Linked DNA regions of Mus musculus: region 1 is linked to region 2. The links are chromatin loops, found by intact Hi-C in ENCODE. Cell type or tissue: gastrocnemius. All regions are shown on one strand. Each heading gives the region's core, and the rest is flanking DNA. Links, peaks and the distances in the headings are about the cores only. Region 1 holds the start of Nr2f2 (nuclear receptor subfamily 2, group F, member 2). Region 2 has its middle 54 kb from the start of Gm35894.

Region 1 (9,662 bases), core at 1,035-9,034, 280 kb before region 2:
TAGCTTGCTTGGACAGTCCTCTGCATAACTGTCACAAATGTACAAAAGAGCATTTTTTTTCTGATCATAAAACAGATACTGATCTCAAAATTTCTAATACTTTTCACAATACCTTCCCTAAGCAGGCACTTAAGTGTGACAAATATAAGGGCCTTATTTTTTTCCTGGAAAATCCATTTTTAATTAAAAGTAGGATTAGGTGAATGGGGGTGGCTTACTATATCAGTGTGGCACTTCCTAAACCATAGCTAAACCATTAACTTCAGCTCCCCCCCCACACCACACCCAAATTAAACAGGCAAATACACTAGTCTACCTTTGAACAAACTGATTGAGGGAGTAAACAAATGGGGCCCCCGCTGGCTCAGCGAGAACTCACAGGGGCTCAGCTCCGTGGAAAGACAGTGAGTGGGGACAGCCAAGCAGATTTCAGATATCAAATAATATTTTAATTTCTGAATACTTTCAATTTCCTTGGAATATAACACACAAAGACTCGACCAAACAGTTCAGTTATTATAACTTTTACAGTATACAGAAATGTTGCACTTAAAAAAAAAACCTTCAGTTTTTTAAAAACACAAACTGTAAACTCTAAGATACTGAATCAATCACGTTACCTATAAGTGCCAACAGTGTTATTTTGTCATGCTGATTTCAATGGTATTTTTTAAAAAGGGGAAATATCAACAATTATAATACAAAGGGCTTGCAAATATACAAACAGATATAGGATTCATAACAATTCAAGAACTAAGGGGGGGGGACCCAATTCAAATTACAAAAGTTCACTTTTTATTCAAAAACCTCAGCTTGTGTCTTGGACACATTCCTTGGCTGCCAATAAATTCCACAGTTCCTTCTGTTTCTTAAAATATTTTTTTTAAAAAGCTAGGTTTGTCATGGTATGGGGTGGGGGTGGGGAAGCTAAGTGTTGATGTGATTCCCCCAGCTTGCTAATTAGAGTGCTCAACTTTACCTTAAAAAAAAAAAAAAAAAAACAATTTGGCCACCACTTGTAAGTGCATTTCCACCATCTCTGAGTTGCCTTTTAAAGTTTTATGTTTTCCTATGCTATTTTCATGGACTCAGTTTTAATTCTTGCAGAACATATATTTTAATGATACACAGTTTTTAAGAAGCCAAGATTATATCAAAACTTATTATTGAACCACAGAATAAACTGGTTTGGAACCAGAAAAGTTAAAAAAAAAAAAAAAGAACAACTAGAGGTACATAGACACAGGACAATTAATAATTTGGAAAAAAATGACTTACTTTGTCCATTCTGCTAATTTTCTCCCAATCTCCTTAAATGCACTTTTAGCAATATTTTTCAAAAATTTACCAAAAAGAAAAAAAGACTAATTTCCTTTTTATACAAAAATGATAAGTAGCAGGTTGTTCTGCCCAACACAGGAGTTGTTTTCTTTCTTTTTTTTTAATGCATTCTGTAAAAGTTCATTTGGCAGTCTCTCTCTTTCTCTCTCTCCTTTTTGAAATTCACAGTCCATTAAATTCTTCCCCTCTCTTCTTTTTAGCAAACTTGTAACATCCTTTCTTAACAGAAGGAAATTAAGCAAACAAAACCAGTCTTTTGCCTTTTCTTTCTCTGTTTCACTCCCCCTTATTTTGATTGATTTATTTATTGAATTGCCATATATGGCCAGTTAAAACTGCTGCCGGACAGTAACATATCCCGGATGAGGGTTTCGATGGGGGTTTTACCTACCAAACGGACGAAAAACAATTGCTCTATGACTGAGGAGGAGACCGTGCGGAGGGAAGGGAGACGAAGCAAGAGCTTTCCGAACCGTGTTGGCTGGTTGGGGTACTGGCTCCTAACGTACTCTTCCAAAGCACACTGGGACTTTTCCTGCAAGCTTTCCACATGGGCTACATCAGACAGACCACAGGCATCTGGAAGAAAGTTTAAAAAAAATAAAAAAAGGTGGGGAAAGAGGGGGAGAGAGAATTCATCAGATTAAGAGGTTGGAAATGGGTCACCTGAGGTGCCTACAGTGCTCTGTCAAACTGCCCCATCCAGAGTTGGAGAAAATGCTTATACACTAAAAACTTCAAGGGGGAGGAGGGAGGTGACGAAGCTTGAGATGGTCCTGGAGTGTTTACTTTAAAATAAAACACGCTTGGGTGATGCAGGCTTTCATGGCTCCAGTCCTCAGGCTGGGTCATTGGGAGGCCTAAGACAGTGTATTGGTGCAAAGTACCCAGACAAACAGAACCCAACCATCAATACTTCTCCCCCCATCCTCTGAATTTGGCTTATTATACAGTGTGCATGGGGATTGGGGGGGGGGGGAGGCGGTGTGACAACCTGGCCCAGCCTTCAGTAATGGCGTCCAAGACCCTGCCTCAGATTCTCCCCAAAGAGGGCGACTCATTTTTCTCCAGTCTTTGAAACTGATTTAAGTGGCCCTTTAAAACTGATCTTGTCAGTTTAGCCTATTGAAGGTCAGCCATGCAAACTGTGATCTCTCTGTTCATTTGAGCTGTTTCTTTCCCCTCCTTTTCTTCTCTCTCCCTTTTCTCCCACCCCCCTTTATTATTTTTTTTAAGCCCAGGTCTCTGCAAGAAGCATCCCCCCTCCCTGTTATCTTTAGGAAAACACTTCTCTCTCTCTCTCTCTTTCTTTCTTTCTTTCTTTCTTTCTTTCTTTCTTTCTTTCTTTCTTTCTCTCTTTCTTTCTTTTCCTGATATGTGAAATTACAATAAGTGCCATAAGTGCCTTTGAAATGAGAGGCTTCTTGGTGAAGGCAGTTCAGGTTGTGACCTGACCTTTCAGGGCTCCCCAGACAAGACTGGGGTTAAGACATGCATATTGTGAATCATTAAAACAGTCACCACCACCATCAGAACACACATGTATCCTCCTCCACGGTGTCCAGGACTTCATGTGTCTACAGAATGCCTAGGTGACTGTGGTCAGGAATGAAATATCTGTTTGTCTAAGGCTCCTTCCCTCCTGGATAGAACTGTGTGTCTCCCTCTGAATCAGATAACAGGGATCTTTATCTCTTTGTGAGGCCCTCTGCATTCTCCACACAGGCCTCCACGTCTTGCAAACAATAATAAATTAAACTGTTTCGTCATTGCCAGCTATGTCTTCCCTTGAAAGACCAAGGGGGAAAGGGGAAGAATTAACAATGATATCAAGAAATTAACAGCCACCTTCATCATCTGAGAACACAGGCTGAGTATCAGGTTATGTGAAGGGGTGGAGGTGGCAAAGGGAGAGGACTAGCCTGCCACCACATTTTGTGTCAAGTAATCACTCTAGATAGGACAGGCTCATGAGAAGAATAAACCAGATTCAACCTTCTGCATACAGCTCTGGTCTGGCCGGAGTGATGCCCTCTGATTGATTATCTGAGGACTTTGGAAGGCAGAGTTTGGGGTGACCTGGTGTGTGTGTGTGTGTGTGTGTGTGTGTGTGTGTGTGTGAAACACTAACTCTCATATAAGACGGCAGGTTGAGAATGAGTCTGCAGGACATTCAGCTAATGATTTAGTTCTCAGACTTCTTTAAATAATAAAGAAGACACTATGGTCCTCCTATCAGTTTATCCCATAAACTCACAGTCTCTTCCAGCTTTCTGACTATAAGGTTAAAGATCTGGAGTGAGTGACTAGGTACCAGGCCTTGCCAATGTCCAAATGTTTGTTATTCTTAGTCAGGGGCCCCTTTTGCTTCTCACCCATGACAAAAGAATCAGCTGAGAATTTAGTTGTGAGGGGTGGGAGCCATTTCCACCCACCTGGGCTGTGGCTGTACTGAGACTGGAGGCAGCCAAAAGGCTCAGGTGTGGCCCGAAATGGAAAACCAGACACTTTTCAAACATCACTGGGCCTCAAGAGTTAATGAATATCAGATCTGTTACTCACACAGGTTAAACTACATGCAAACTAACTAGATTTCCTAATGCAGTCAATGATGGTTTTATATCTCCAGCAACATTCAGACCCTCAGACCCAGCCCAAGTGGGCACACACTTTGGGTTGCTTCAAAATTGCCTGAAGTGTTTGCCTGAATAGGGGAAGCCAGAGGCCAGCCTTCAACCCCCTGCAGACATTCTGGAATTATGGTAGTCCTTTAGCCTCTCCTGTCCCATTCTGACAGCACCCCCCACCTCCTGACGGTCTGCATTATTTTTAATGAGATTGTGATTTTAAAAATTGCTGCTCTCAGGTTGGAGCTGCCTGGAGCCCCAACTCCTACTGACTTCGCAGGCAAACTTTCTCCCTGCAGGGACAAAGTTTCTCCTACAGAGATGATGCCAGGGCTGCAATATGCCCAGGGCTATTTTCCTGAGGTCCCAGCCAGGGTGCCAAGAAAAAAAAATCCCAGAACTTGAAGAGATTCCCTGGGGGCCAAATAGGCCCAGAGGACCTGGGTTCAGGCAGGAGCAACAGAGTACATTCTAGGTTGGCTATTGCATGAGAGGAAGGGGCCTGAGAGGCCCTAAGGCCCTGTATGTGTGTGTGTGTGTGTGTGTGTGTGTGTGTGTGTGTGTGTGTGTGTGTGTGTGTGTGTGTATGTCTCCATACATAAGGATGCATGGGGAATTCTTCTGCACCCCATGACAAGCCAGCAGATATATCATGTTCCCACCTCAAAGTGCACTCCATACTTTGGTCTTTTAAGAGGCAAGTTGGGCTGGCCATTTTTTTCCCCAAGTCCCTAACTCTGCCCTGGGAGTTCTTGGGTACCTGAGAACAGGTCTCCTTCCTACCTGAGGTGAACAGGACTATGGCCTTGAGGCAGCTATACTCGGCGGAGTCGACGTGCAGTGCCTTGAGCTTCTCCACTTGCTCTTGGAAGATCCGTATGTGGTCCATAAAAGCGACCACCCGGTCGGCTGACATGGGTGAAGCGTGCAGGCCAGCAGCGGCAAGGAGCGGGGCGACATGGAGGGGCATGGAGCACTGGGCCGCATTCAACACGAACAGCTCGCTCCAGGTGAGGCGAAGGAGGGCCACCTGGTCCGTGATCTGCAGGTCAGGGAAGAAGGGGATGTTCCGGGCCCACTCAACGGCGCTGAAGAGCATCCGTGCGGCCAGTTCGCAAATGTTCTCGATGCCCATGATGTTGTTAGGCTGCATGCACTGACTGCCGAAGCGCGACGTGGGGTAGGGCTCCGCGCGCAGCAGCAGGGAAATATATCCGGACAGGTACGAGTGGCAGTTGAGGGGGTCCCCGTTGGTCAGGGCAAACTGCCCGTGGGTAGGCTGGGTAGGAGGCATCCTGCCTCTCTGTACAGCTGCAGGAGGAAAGGAGACACTCCACAGTTAATGATCAGCCTTGGTCCCGCATCCTTCTACAAGACACCAACCTGTCCCAGGCCCAGAACAGCAGGCCTGCTACAAACAGACACAAGAGTCTGCTGCCTGCCGGCCTGGCAACCACTCCTCACAAATCACTTCCCAGGCCAGCTCTGCTCGCCAGAGATCAACACTTGCCTGTGAGGCCCATCTAGGCTTGGTCCGCCGAGGACCCAGAATTGGTCACTTTGAATGGGGTCCCTGGAGCTGTAAGCGAGGTGCAGCATATCCTTAGGGCACCTTTCGTTTCATTTCATTTCTTTCTTTTTAAAAACTGCTAAATAGCTGATATTTCTTATTGATTGGAGAAGGAACGAGACGGGAATGTAGGGGGAGGGTGAGACGCTTTTGCACAAGACATTAAGGTTTACCCCAGATGGCCTGTGGCCACCTCCGAACGACTGTCCCCAAACCTTGTAACCTCAACCCCAGCCCAGGAAGGAAACCCCGGCGAGAGACAGAGTCTTGGTCTGGCGTCTTTGCCTGATCCCTGAGCTCAGCTCGGAGGAGGAGAGACAAGGGAGAAAAGGGCGGAGAGAGAAAGAGTGAGGCCGTCAGAGAGGAGAGGAAGCGGGAGAGAGGCTGGGAGCAGACGTGGGGCGCTTGCGGAGCCCAGACAAGGCCGGTGACGACCGGAGAAAGCCGGCGAGGCTCAGGCACCCGCTGTTATCTGACTCAGGACCGGGAGAGTCGCTCTCGCAGAAACACAAAGAAACCCCGGCATTGGCTCGCTCCAACCCGGAGCCCGCGCCCAGGCGCGGAGCGCGCCATTGGTAGAGCACTGTTCCCGGCTCTGGGATAATTTTATATCACAAAGACCCAACTGGCGCAGAGGGAAAGCAGCGGCCAAAGGCCCCTTGCCCACACTTTCCTACTCCCTACAGTGCTCTCAGGGTTTCAAAAGTGAAAGGAAAAAAAAAGAAAACAAGAGGTATTTTTTTAAAGCAGAATGTTAATCCACGGAGGGGTCACATGAGCTCTGCCCAGGCGGCAGCGTTAATACGGCGAAGTGCATAAAATTGCCATTTGTAATTTGAACCTCCTGTACAAAAGTACAATCTCAGGTTGTTTTTTTTTTTTTCTGAAAAGGTGGGGGTTGGGGAGAGGGGTAAGGAGGAGGGACATATGTTGAACATGCAGGAAAAACAAGGAAAGAGAGAAAGGGAAGAGAGAGGGGGGGGACTTTAAAACAACAACAAACAACCCATTCCTTGCAGAAAGGTGAACTCTAATGAACTCTCAATCAATGCAAAGGAAAGGAAAAGCTGTCCGGAGAGGGAGAAAGAGAGAGAGGGGGAGAGGAAGAAAGAGTGGAGAAGGAAAGTCTACTAAAGCATGCGGACTGTAATGGGGGTGGGGGCTGATCTGGGTTGCAGTGCAGACCCCCACCCCCCTCCCCGGTTCCTAGTACCAAATCCCCTCCGACTGCAACCGGGAGAGCTCGGGGCTTCTGAGTCCTTACCCAGAGCAGGCTAGCCAAACGCACCCAGAGCCCCGGGACCGCGGGCGAAGGGGGAAGAAATGAGAGGCCGATACCTTCCCGTCTCATGCCCACTTTGAGGCACTTTTTGAGGCGGCAGTACTGGCACTGGTTGCGGTGGTGCTGGTCGATGGGACAGTTCCGGTTGGCGCGGCACGTGTAGCTCAGGTTCCTCCGCACGCTGCGCTTGAAGAAGCTCTTGCAGCCCTCGCACGTGAACTGGCCGTAGTGCTTGCCGCTCGACTTGTCCCCGCACACCACGCACTCGATGTGCTGCTGCTGCTGCTGCTTGTCGCTGCCCGGGCCGCCAGGGCCGCCCTGGCCGCCAGCCGCTGTCTGGGCCGGCGTGCTGGCCGGGCCCCCTTGGCCCGGCGTCTGTGGCGTGTGCGGGGCGCCAGGCGGCGGGCCCGGCACGGGCGGCGCCTGCGAGGCCTGGCTGCCCTGAGAGCCGGGCACCTCGTCCTGGGGGTCGCGCCACGTGCTGACTACCATTGCCATATCTATGGGGGCCGCGTCCGGACTTCTGCTCCCCTGGCTGCGGGCGGCGGCGGGGTGGCGGCGGCTCCCGGGTCTCGGGCTCCGGCGCGCCGCCTTTTGTGTGTGCGAGGGTGCGAGAGGGCGCGGGAGGGCGCCCCGGGTGGCTCAGGGCTAGTTGATTTGAGGTTGGTTAGTTTTTCCTTTTTTGTTTTTTTGTTTTTGCTTTTGCAAAGTTTTGTCGATTGCTTGTCTGGCCCGGTGTGTTTGTTTTGTTTGTTTCCCTCGGCTCAGCTTTGTTGGTTTCGGGGGGCTTTCCGTCCAGAGGGGAGGGCAAGGGGACAGGGGAAAGAGAGTGGGAGCAGAACGTGGAGAGAGGGAGGGGAGGGAGAGCTGCAAGTCGATTGTCTGGCTTCAAGACAGAAGTAGGAGGCAAAAAAAAAAAAAAAAAAATCTCTCTAAAGATCTCGCTCGCTCTCACTCTCCCTCCCTCTCTCCCTCTCTGGTTCACTCTCTCGCTCTCAGATCTAGTGTGCAGCGGAGGAGTTGGAGGAGGAGAAGGAGGAGGAGGAAGAGGAGGAGGAGGAAGAGGAGAAGGAGAAGGAGAGGCGACTGTCCGGGGGCCAAGTCCAGGGCAGCCCACAGTCAGCCATTCAGGAAAGCCATCGAAATCAGGAGGACTGGGAGAGCGGAGGCGCCGGGCGCGGGCGCGCCCTGGGAGCCAGGCAGGCCGGGGCGGAGGCCGGCGGCCCGCGGAGTGGCCGGAGCTCTGCCCGGGTCCGGGGGAATCAGCATGAAAGTGGTCCGCGTCCGGCGCTGCGCGGCGTCGTCCTGGCGCTGGGCCGCCGCCGCCTCCTGCCCCGGGCGCCTGGCGCGCGCCGCGCTCGCTCCGGACGCCGCCGCCGCCGCCGCCGCTCTCGGAGGCCGCTCGTTGCTCTCCGCGGGCCGCCCGGGCCGCCGCCGCCGCCGCCGAAGCCTCCGGGTCGGGCCCGGAGCCGCTGCGTCTAGCGCCGCCGCCGCCGGTGGAGTCGCTGCTGCTGCCGCTGCTGCCGCCGCCGGTGGAGCCGCTGCTGCTGCTGCTGCTGCTGCTGCTGCCGCCGCCGCCTCACACACATAGGGAAAGAGTCAACTCGCCGGCGGCGGGGGAGAGATGATAAGAGAGAAAGGAGGGCAGATCAGCACCTAGAAGCGCATCCTTCGTGCGCAGAGGGGGGAGAAACGGAGAGAAAGAATGAAAGAGGGAAGAGCAGCGCGGCACCCGGAGAAAGGAGGCAACTCCGGCAGAGGAGGAGGAGGAGAAGAAAACACACACGCGCGCACGCACGCACACACCGCGGAGAGAAAAGAGCAGAATCAAAGTGATCAAATATGCTAAAAAGGGGGGCGCGGGAGGGAATGCGATTTATAGGCGCCGGGGCTGGCAGAAGTGGCTTCTCCGCGATCAGCTCACTGAGCTCTCTATATAGTGAACTTTGACACGACTGCTGCAACTTAGCGCACGTTGCCATGGCGACGGCGCGCCTTATAAGGCAGCCGCCGGGGTTGGCCTGGCCCGGCGCGCGCGCGCCGCCCCCTCGTCGTCATTGGCCGGAGCGCAGCGGCCCCGCCATGGCGGCAGCGGGAGCAGCCCGGTCCTAGCGCGAGCGGCGTCGAGACAGCCGCACGGGGCGCGCGGGGACGGAGGGGGGCGGGGACGGGTGGCCGCGCGGTCCTGGCCACAGAGAGGGGGATGGGCCCGGGTGGACCCCGGAGCGCGGACCCCGGCCGCCCCGCATCGGGCACAGTGGTTTCCGCCCTGGCGGCAAGACTAGCGCGCGGCGCACACACTACGACTCTTAAAGGCTCCGCAAGGGGTTGAGGATGGAGCCAAAGACTTAGTCTCTCGCAACTTGGCGATGCCTCTAAATGCGCCGCTCGCGGTCCACCCGGGACTCCCGGCGCATTATGTAGAACCCACTATTCCAAAAGACTGAATAATGCTCTCCCCTTCTTTGTAGAGGGGTACGCAGCGGAGGTGGCAAGGTGCCGGGATCTGGGCTTGCAAACCAAAGATTTGGCTAGATCCGAAGGGTGGCAAATCCTTTGCTTAATGAATTCCCATCACTTGCTCGGCTTGGTAGCTCCTTTTTGTTTGTTTGTTTGTTTATAGGAAAAGAAACCGTTCGATATTTGCCTTTTTCTTTGGAGGGCTAATATTTTATAGATTTGTGGCCTGACATTTTAAATGCTCAAATGAAGCATCTCGGATGCTGAGAAACACCAGACTTCACCTCATTGTTATGATGCAATTAAAATAAATTCCTCTCAACTTTATCCTCTCTTATTGGTTTTAGCTAACTGGCCAGCCAGTGACCTGTCACACACCCGG
Region 2 (9,662 bases), core at 917-8,916:
CCTTGCTGTGGGTGAGCGCTCGCATAACAACAAAATGGTTGATTTACACTTTTTATCTAATTAAGGACAAAGGTTTTATATATATATATATATATGTGTGTGTGTGTGTGTGTGTGTGTGTGTGTGTGTGTGTATATGTGTGTGTGTGTATATATATGTGTGTGTGTATATATACATACATATATATATTTGTGTGTGTGTGTGTATATATATATATGTGTGTGTGTATATATACATACATATATATATTTGTGTGTGTGTGTGTATGTGTGTGCTCCCACATGTATGATCATGTTCACGTGTGAGCCCACACGTGTATGTGCCTATTAAGTCAGAGGTCAACATTGAGTGACTTCCTCGATCTTTCTCCATACTTTTTTCTGAGTCAGGGTTTCTCCCTGAACCTGGAGTTCCCCTATTCAGCTAGACCCTCGTGCCTCTGGGTCTCCAGCACGGATGATATTACAGTAATGCACCTTCATATGTGAGTGTTGGGGGATCTAAATTCAGGCCTTCTTGTCCTCATGGCAAATACTTTGCCGGCCAAACCCCTCTCTTCAGTGCTCGAGGACATTTTAGAATTATGACTAGCTCTGCGATCTTTAACCCAGAGACACACTGACTCAACTCCCTATGCTGGAGGCTCATATCTGACAGCTGTCTTTTAAGGGTGAGACAAATCCCGTATCATTGTGTTTGGTTTGGATGAGATCCACAGAGAAGAAAAGAAAAATGAAACGAAAAATACGAGACATCAAACTGATCTCCATGGCAGCAGTTTTAATTTTCCAAGTTATACAGAAAATAGAGATGCATTCCTGAGAGTTTGGGGAAGCCTTGACTTTCCACATGGTCTTTGTGTGTTTGCAAACTGAGTTATGGAGCTCAGATACTTTAATGACAGTATGCACATCTTTATATTTTTCAATATATAGAATAAATGTATATAAAGTGCACTCTACTGGAAGACAGATAGTTCATAGTTTATTTGTTGCTTTTAAAAACTTTGTTTTTGCCCGTTATTACATTAGAATTTTACTATGCCGACTGTTCCACACTGTCCTGAATGTCCTTTCATTCTCTTGACTATACTTCTTGTAGATTGTTCACATAACATCTTTTGATGTGGCTTCAAAGACCCCTTTTGTAGATGCACAGAGGTCTTATAATTGGTTGACTCCAGTTATCCAGTGTGGGAGGATGACCTTTCACCCCCTACCTCAAAGAACCTTTGGTCTGGAGAGAAAGGTGTCCGAAGCTGGATTTAACATGTGGAGAACGCTTTTCCTGTCCTGTCTACAGTAGTAGGAGGAACTCAAGCATTAGCTCGATGTTAGCATGGCCTCGCTTAAGAAAATACACTTCTCAGAGGGAAAGAAGGCAGCTTACACTGCTCCTCCATCACTGGGTTAAAGTACAAGCCTACAGGTCCTCACCACCGGTTCCAGGCAACTGTTCCAAGGGTGAAAGGGAAGAGGAGATAACAACTGAAAGACGTCAGAAGGTTTAAATCTGTGCCTAAGCTTCTAGCTCTGACACTCAGTCTGGTTGTAACAGTAGGCAAAATGTCAGCCCTGGACTGATTCACCTAGGGTATAGGGCTTGTTAGCTCGATAGGCAGAAAGATACCTGAAGAGCTTGGAAAGCAGTAGAGGAAGTTCTTCTTCCTGAATTAGGTTTAGGTTGGCAAACACATCTCCAATCTCTCCAAAGGGAGTCCATACCCACAAGGGACTTAGTACCCTCTCTCTACCTCCAGTGCTTGACTCTCTATCCTCACAACTTTTGATTTTTATATGTTATATATTTGCCAACGTGCACAAATCATCATTCTGTGTCTGATATTTCTCCACTTACAAAATAATGTTTAAAATCAAAGTTTACACATACTGTGACATTTATCAGAACCCTACACTTTTAAAAACTGGTGAGTAATATTCCATTGTATGGATATGTCATGTTTAAAAAGTTCTTTCATTAGCTGATGGACTTCTTTTGGTGATTTTATGCATATCTTTAGTTTAAATACCTTTTTTAAAATTATAATTGGAGTGGAGAGGAGTTTCTGAGTCATACGGTAATTCTCCTTGGACTCATTCAAGCATTGCAAAACTGCATTGTTTTCTATCCCTGCCAGCAATACAGTAAGGCCAGAGTTTTTTCCCTTCTCGCCAGTGATCATTACCCATTTCTTTTGCTAGTTATCTTGGTATGTGTGAAATAACATCTCATAATAGCTGTGATTTGCATTTCTCTAATGGTTAATGAGGATGACCATCTTTTTACAGGCTTGTTGGCTGTTTATATCATCTCTTTAAAGATATTTTCCAGAAAGTTGTGGTTTTTCCGAAGTGCATATTACATATAAAGTGTGATAGTCATTTTATCCCAGCCTGGCCCGTGGAGAAGCTACACTGGACCCTGAAGCAAACAGCGCAAACTGCCAGGTGCGAATGTCCATGGAGTTACCTCCCCTGCTTCTGGGTTCTACCTGGGTCCCCTCTGTGTCTCTTGACTCCTGGTGCTAAGGTGTACAAAGTCTCTTTGTATGGGGTCAGCACTGTAACCTTTGCAGGGTCAGCACAGGTCTTACACCTCAGATTTGCATCTAACCTGGCTCCCGTGGTCAACAGCTGCAGAAACTAATAACCTGTATTTCCGGTGTGGGCTGTGGTTTCCAAACCTCTGAAACTCTGTTCAGCTGATAGGGGACTTTGAAAACTACTTCCTTGCAGTTCGTTTTCTTACTTCTCCTGTGCCCTTGTCAGTATGGCCTCATGAGATTGTCGTATTACACAAGAAAACACCTATACATCACTAAGCCCCAGGCCCATGCATGCCTAAGTCCTCCCTGGAATGTGCTTTAAAAACAACTCATTTGTTCCTTTGAATGGCATCTACATTGATAACCTGAGGATTCAACCTGGGTCCCCTGATAAATACTGGAGAATATTACTTTCTAGTATCATTAAGGTGCTATTGTTAGAGCCAGGGGTACAGGGAGTGGGACTCTGTACATTCTGACGAGCGTATGCATCAGCAAAATAGTTTATAAAATTTTACTTATATCCATTTCTAGAACTGTGTGTCTATGTGTGAATGAATGTGAGTTTATGTGTGTATATGAGTATGTATAGATGTGTATACATGTGCACATGTGTGTGTATGTGTGTTTGCTTATATATATATGTGTGTGTGTTTGTTTATATGTGTACTTGTATGTGTATCTATGAATATGTATGTGTGTGCATGTGTATATATGTGTGTATGTGCATACATGCGAGTATATGTGTTTCTGTTATAGATGCTTTTATATGTGAGTGTATATTTCTGGGGTTGTGTGTATGGTTTCTGAACTGAAAATTGAACATTCTCATCTACTTCTTATTGGGTAAGTAACATAGATCCGGAACCTGCCACGAAGAATATGTGCTTATTATGTACGTTAATGGCAATTCTGAAAATTGGTTCTATTTATCTTTATTTTACAGCTGAGGCACAATTGACGTCCAGCCATGGTTGGTATCTGAGCCACCTTTCGCACACAATCCTAAGTAAGATAAACTTAGCATCAGACTCTCTGACCTCGGCACTCTTTCCTGCTCCTCCCCCAGCTCCATGGTTGTATCATTAAGATGCCACAGCTACTGAATAGAGTCTGAGCTCAATCCAGGAAACTCCAGCGGTCCAGGAGCAGCAGATACTGTTGGTAGCTCTCTACTGTCTAGGCACACTCCATTCCTTTTCTATGCTCCCTGCTGGCTCTGAAAGGGGGACCTGAGTTTGCTGGAAAAATCTGCAGATGACTCTCCAAGAGTGAGGAAGCATCTACCTGGAAGTGACATACACAGTATCTAACTCTGGAAAAAGTAGACTAGATAGATCGCAAGAGTATTGAAAATTGTCAACCACGTCAAGAACCTTGTACAGAATGAGAAATTCACATCACTAAGCCACATGTAATCATAATGCTGAAGTTAAAATCAATCCAGCCTTAAGTCCTCCAGATAATTAGCTAAACAATTTATATTAATCAGATTTCATTAGCCTGTTTTCCTATATCAATTTCCAAAGAAGGAAAATATATGTTGTCTCTATTTTCTTATCATATGGGCCTATGCTGGAGAAGTACATTTTCCCCTGGGCTGTTTTCTATAACCTCACAGATGATTATTTTTTTATTACTTTTGTTCTTCACTGGCAAATCTACACTTGGATCTCTGTGGCTGTCAGGTGAGAGAACTCTGTTTTTATCACATGAACCTGAAATCCGAGCTCTATCTGGCTACTCAGGGCAGGAATGGATTTGACTTGCCTAGGGTTTTGTTTTATTTTTTTTTTGCCTGTCTTGGCACTTGTTTGTCCTCGTTGTTGTGTTAACTCTAGGCCGTGATGACTCACGCTGATACCTTTGAGAATATAGAAGAAATAAAATGAACATGAAATGTAATGGATGCTGTGACAGAATTTGTGTTCCCTGGAGTTATCTTGAGCACGGAATGTCCCTGGTGTGGCCAGGTTGCCTGTGGTACTTAATGAGCTGGATAAGATGTTTGTGTCATCCAGAAGGGATTGCTGGGTTCAGTTACCTCAGCGATTGAATTTCTTAAGCGTTGGTAGAGTCACACAAGTGAGCAAGTGGTGGAATGTGTGTGTGTGTGCGCACACACACACACACACACACACACACACACACACGCATGCACGCGCGTATTCTGTATGTTCTTATTTGTAACTACTTTTTTTTAAACTGCTCAGTTGGGAGATGGGGTGTGGCTCAATGGTAAAGCATGTGCTTAGCCTATGTAATGTCCTGGGTATTCTCTTTAGCACCAAATTAAAGGACAGTAAGCCAGTCAATCAGTAAGTAAATAAAAAAGCAATTAGGTCCAACTTCAGGAAAAAAAAAGGTGAGGTTTTTTCCAATTTTTTATGTAAATAACCAAGAAATCATATCAGAAATTAGAAAATTTAATTTTTTTGGAAGTAAGTAAACCTAACGTTTGGTTATGTTTGTCAGGCTCTGGGAAGTCAAGTCCTCTGTTTAGCCATCTGGTGAATCCTTGCCATGTCGGAAGGTTAGCCCATAGCAGCTTCGTTAGAGCCGTTCCTTCAAAGCGCATTGCGAATGTTTTGATCTTTCAGGGACCATCTGGGCTTTCACAGGGAAGCCTGACAGTCTGCAAATGAGCATCCTGGTTTCTGTGTGGGCTGCTGTGGGATGGGCCAGCGTGAGCAGAGGGTCTGAGAAACTTCGACTGTGGGTACATAAGAAGCGGGTACTGGGAAACAGGCTGGAGCTGCAGCAGGGCATGAAATGCCAGGGGAACAGAGTAACTCGCTGATTCCTGAGCTGCTCTGACTCCGAGAGGATGGACTCACCGGCTATGAGAATCACTACAGCTAGATGTCAGAAACTGCTGTTCACACATGTCTGTGAAATAAGTGATACACGGAACAACAGTAATCACGAAAGGCTTGTAGACTGCAGTGTGTACAGCCAGGTATTTTTTTTTAAATAGAAATTTTAAGAGCATATTGATAAGACAATTTAAGATATTGTTCTAAGTGTCCCTTTATAGCTCTAATATCTGCATGTTGGCCTACTTATATAACATGTTATTTGTTTACCTTGGATTCCAGGAGTGATATTTATTGACAGGAGACCTGCCAGGGAGTGGGACAGGGGCTCTTTGTGATGGAATCACAGTGGATCGATGTGGCACTGCCCTTCGTTTATCTCTGATGATCACGCCCCCCCCCCCCCAGTTTCCCCTCCCCTCATGACAGTGAACATTTTAAGGCCCTTCTATCGTTCTAGTGGCTGCTTCTAAGTTTATGTATGAAAGTTCGCTGAGGGGCTTAAAAAAAAAAGAAAGTAGACTTCCCAATAGTTGAACACTTGCAGGAGAAAAAAATTCTATTTTGTAGTATTTGTACATTATGCCCACATAGAAAGCTTGAATTTTTACTACTGAGTCTGTTTCTGAAAGGATGTATAAAGTTAGAAAAATACGCTTATAGAGAAATGGAATACAACCCAACCTAACCTAGCCTAACCTAACCTAGCCTAGCCTAGCCTAGCCTAGCCTAGCCTAGCCTTCCCTTCCCTTCCCTTCCCTTCCCTTCCCTTCCCTTCCCTTCCCCTTCCCCTTCCCCTTCCCCCTTCCCTCCCCTTCCCCTTCCCCTTCCCCCTTCCCTCCCCTTCCCCTTCCCCCTTCCCTTCCCTTCCCCTTCCCCCTTCCCTCCCCTTCCCCTTCCCCTTTCCCTTCCCTCCCCTTACCCTTTCCCTCCCCTCCCCCTCCCCGTCCCCCTCCCCCTCCCCGTCCCCCTCCCCCTCCCCGTCCCCCTCCCCCTCCCCCTCCTCTTCCCCTTCCCCTTCCCTTCCCTTCCCTTTCCTTCCTTTCCCTTCTCTTCTTTTACCTTCCCTTCTTTTACCTTCCCTTCTTTTCCCTTCCCTTCTCCCTTCCCTTCTCCCTTGCCTTGCCTTGCCTTCCCCTTTCCCTTTCCCTTCCCCTTCCCCTTCCCCTTCCCCTTCCCCTTCCCCTTCCCCTTCCCCTTCCCCTTCCCTTTCCCTTTCCCTTTCCCTTTCCCTTTCCCTTTCCCTTTCCCTTTCCCTTTCCCTTTCCCTTTCCCTTTCCCTTTCCCTTTCCTTTTCCTTTTGTTCCCACACTGGAGACTGGACCCAAGGGCCTAATGCATTCTATAAAACTACTCTATTACTAAGCCAATCCCATACTTGAGGGTATTAGTGTGTATGTGTGCAAGTGTGCGTGCATTCATGTGTACATGCGTGCATGGTGTGTGTGTGTGTGTGTGTGTGTGTGTTTTCCATGCCCACCTCTGAATTTGAATGTGTCTACTCATGGCTTTGGAGCTTTTGTTTGTATCTCTAGAAATCCCTTTAAAATGAATGAATTAGTTTAACAGTTCCTATCTGAAGCCTGCCAGTTGACAGTGTGGTTTGTGGTGAGTTTGTGGAGGTTTTCTGAGAAAACTCTAAGTGCTGAAAGCAAAACTTTTCACAGCCTGTGGTGCCTCAATGCACTAAGCATGGTTTCCTTTTGTGGTCAGGGTGGTATGGCTCTGGATAATAAATATCCGTAAGATGATTTCTTGAGGTAGACTGGAAGACATTGCTGACACCTTGGATGTGGCTGATTTCACAGCTTGTCCTAGTGGAGCTGGGACATTTGAAGTGTGTGTGTGTGTGTGTGTGTGTGTGTGTGTGTGTGTGTGTGTGAATATCATCCTATAATTATCTGTTAATAGATAAAATATATCTGATCCCCATTTTAAGTAATTCTTGGAGCTCAGTTGAGAATGGGAGCCAACGAGCTGTGCATAGTAACCTTTGTGCCAGCCTTGCTTTCCTTTCTTTACTTTTAAATTATCTTGTGTGTTTCCAACCTTCAGACAAGGAAATCCCACATTATGACTCCCCAGGTAACCCCAAAGGCGCTATTGGAAGTTGAAGAAAGAAGCACGCCCGTAGACGTGCACCCCTATACAGAAACCCACACAGCATGCTCACATTAAACTGTGGGAACTGTTTTCCATTAATGTGTAATCAAGAAGCAGGCAGGCTGTTGACTTTGAAAAATAAAACAAGAAACCAGTTGCTCCCCTCTGTAGCCTTTCCCAATTAGCACGCCCTCCCCCTCACCATGGCCAACCTGTTTGTCAAACTTAGCCGTTCAAGGAGTCCCAGAAGCAGTACCAGATCAGGAGGGGTGGATTTTGGATAATGGGTTAAAATATTCTGAAAGCTTAAGGCTGCCATTGCAAGTGTCCTTTAAGGCATGTTGTAGCAGAAAAGTTAATTCACTTTGCACATGTTGCTGAGCAACAGGTGGTAGGCAACCACAGGGCCTGGGCACATTCCTCCCTGTTCAAACTCTTGGCCCCTGGTATTCTGGGATTTACACTGCCTCCCCCAGGCCCTGACTGACAAGCTAATCGGTGCGCTAGGAAGCACAGAGCTATTGAGGCCACTGTAACAGAACACCACCCTGTCCATGAGACAGCAATGAAATGCTTCAGCGGTGAAGACAGGGAGGCGTTGGACTGTTGAGCAACTGGGAGAAATTTGCTTCTAGGTACTGTAGCCAAATAAAAAGGCTCTGAGGAGAAGCATCTTGAAAAGCCAGTTATTTAAAAAAAAGCTTCCAAGCTGGACTCTGACAGAGTGGAGAAAAATAGTTATAGCTTAGCTGGCCGTATCGAAAAGGCCAAGGCAGGAGGAGGGGATGCAGCTTTCAAAACCATGTTAATCCCTGGAGTCCTTAATTTCTTTCCTTCTACAGGTCTCGTAGTTTAGCAACAAGTGGCCAGGAAGTTAATAATTTCAAACAGTTGAGCTTACCTCAGGCAATGTTTTTCCGCCTTAATTAAAATTTTATTTTCGTAGAAAAAAAAGTATTAGAATGACATTAATATCCATCCATTTTGATGGGATGTATGTGATAACATGAATATTTTATTATTACAACTATTCTGTAGAAGCTCTGAGTCATCCCTCCAGTGCCAATCACTACTTCTTAGTAACAACCTAAGGGTTTCTTTTTGCAGTATTTGAATATGCACCACTCATGAGGCCATGGAGGCCTAATGTTTATCATCTTGCTAATATATGAAAAGGGGATCCAAACACTTTGTCTCAGCATTGGCCCAACAAAGTTACAGTTCTGACAGAAACAGAACCCCCGAAACTCCATGCACTCAAGACGAGTCGTCCCAAGTGTCATCTTAGTTACTCTGGTTAAAAGGTTTAACACTGAAAACCTAAAACAACCAATCAACTGTGCCTTGCAAGGTCATCATAACTGAGGTAGAAATACAAAGGTAGGACTACTATTTACTCTGTTTATAAATCCTCATCTGCCATACAGGTAGGGGTGTGTGTGTGTGTGTGTGTGTGTGTGTGTGTGTGTGCATATCACTTTCTCTGGAGGTGTTTAAAGAGTTAAGCAGTTAGTCTCAGCAGTATATGGAATTCTAATGATCAAATACATCTTCAAAAATGGTTTTCCAACCTAAAACTAGATAGAAAATAACCGTCAATTTTCACCGTTATTCCTCTTTCAGTTTTGTATCTAGAACTGATCACTCTGGCATTGACGTTCTCCTTCAGACTAGTTAGATTAATTTCAATTCCCGTTGTATATTAGAAGGGCACACAAGGACATACTTACAATTTCTCCTTCCTCCTGAAGCTAGTAAGTGGTTGAATAGCAATGTCTGGTCATGGAGATCCCTCTTCCTGCTAATAGGAGTAAAGGCCTGCAACATGAGGCTCACTGAATATTCATTTCCAAAACTGGAGATGTTAGTTGCACTTGTGACATGGAGAATGGAGACCTTCAGTCAGTCTATGACACATTTGTTCTGGAAAGTGTGGTCTACATAGGGCCTTAGGAAAGGTAGAGCTAGGCCCTCCTATGTGAGAACCGATGTTCCCAGGAGATCAGAACAGAATGGTGGCACTCCAGATGGAAACCTTTTTGAAGATATGTGTCTATGCATATGTGACATGTGTGTGTCTATGTGTATACATGCATAAATATATGTGAATATGTGTGCATGTAGGCCTATGTCTGGGACAAACAAAAGCTTTGTCATCTTAATTATGATCACTTAAGATCATCCAGCACATTTTACAG

What was found. Peaks named below come from ENCODE experiments on the same cell type or tissue, not always from the same donor. Only the 100,000 strongest peaks of a DNase experiment are listed, where the experiment ranks them.
Region 1: it touches region 2 in a loop (4-fold over the local background); 2 of 42 quality-filtered maps call a loop at or near these places.

What each region holds. Positions count from the first base shown.
Region 1 is chr7:70,353,012-70,362,673 of GRCm38, forward strand. Nr2f2 (nuclear receptor subfamily 2, group F, member 2) reads right to left here and starts at 7,582. Exons shown (of 3, transcript NM_009697.3): 1 at 6,877-7,582; 2 at 4,752-5,279; 3 at 1-1,920. The coding sequence starts at 7,318. The coding sequence ends at 1,646. In gastrocnemius, for the core only: no CTCF peak of the experiment used is centred there; DNase peaks (open chromatin) are centred at 4,907, 5,251, 5,393, 6,019 and 5 more places; H3K4me3 peaks cover 8,000 bases; H3K27ac peaks cover 7,918 bases.
Region 2 is chr7:70,636,234-70,645,895 of GRCm38, forward strand. No RefSeq gene overlaps it. Among named protein-coding and RNA genes, the nearest start is that of Gm35894, 54 kb to the left of the region's middle. In gastrocnemius, for the core only: no CTCF peak of the experiment used is centred there; a DNase peak (open chromatin) is centred at 5,145; H3K27ac peaks cover 1,159 bases.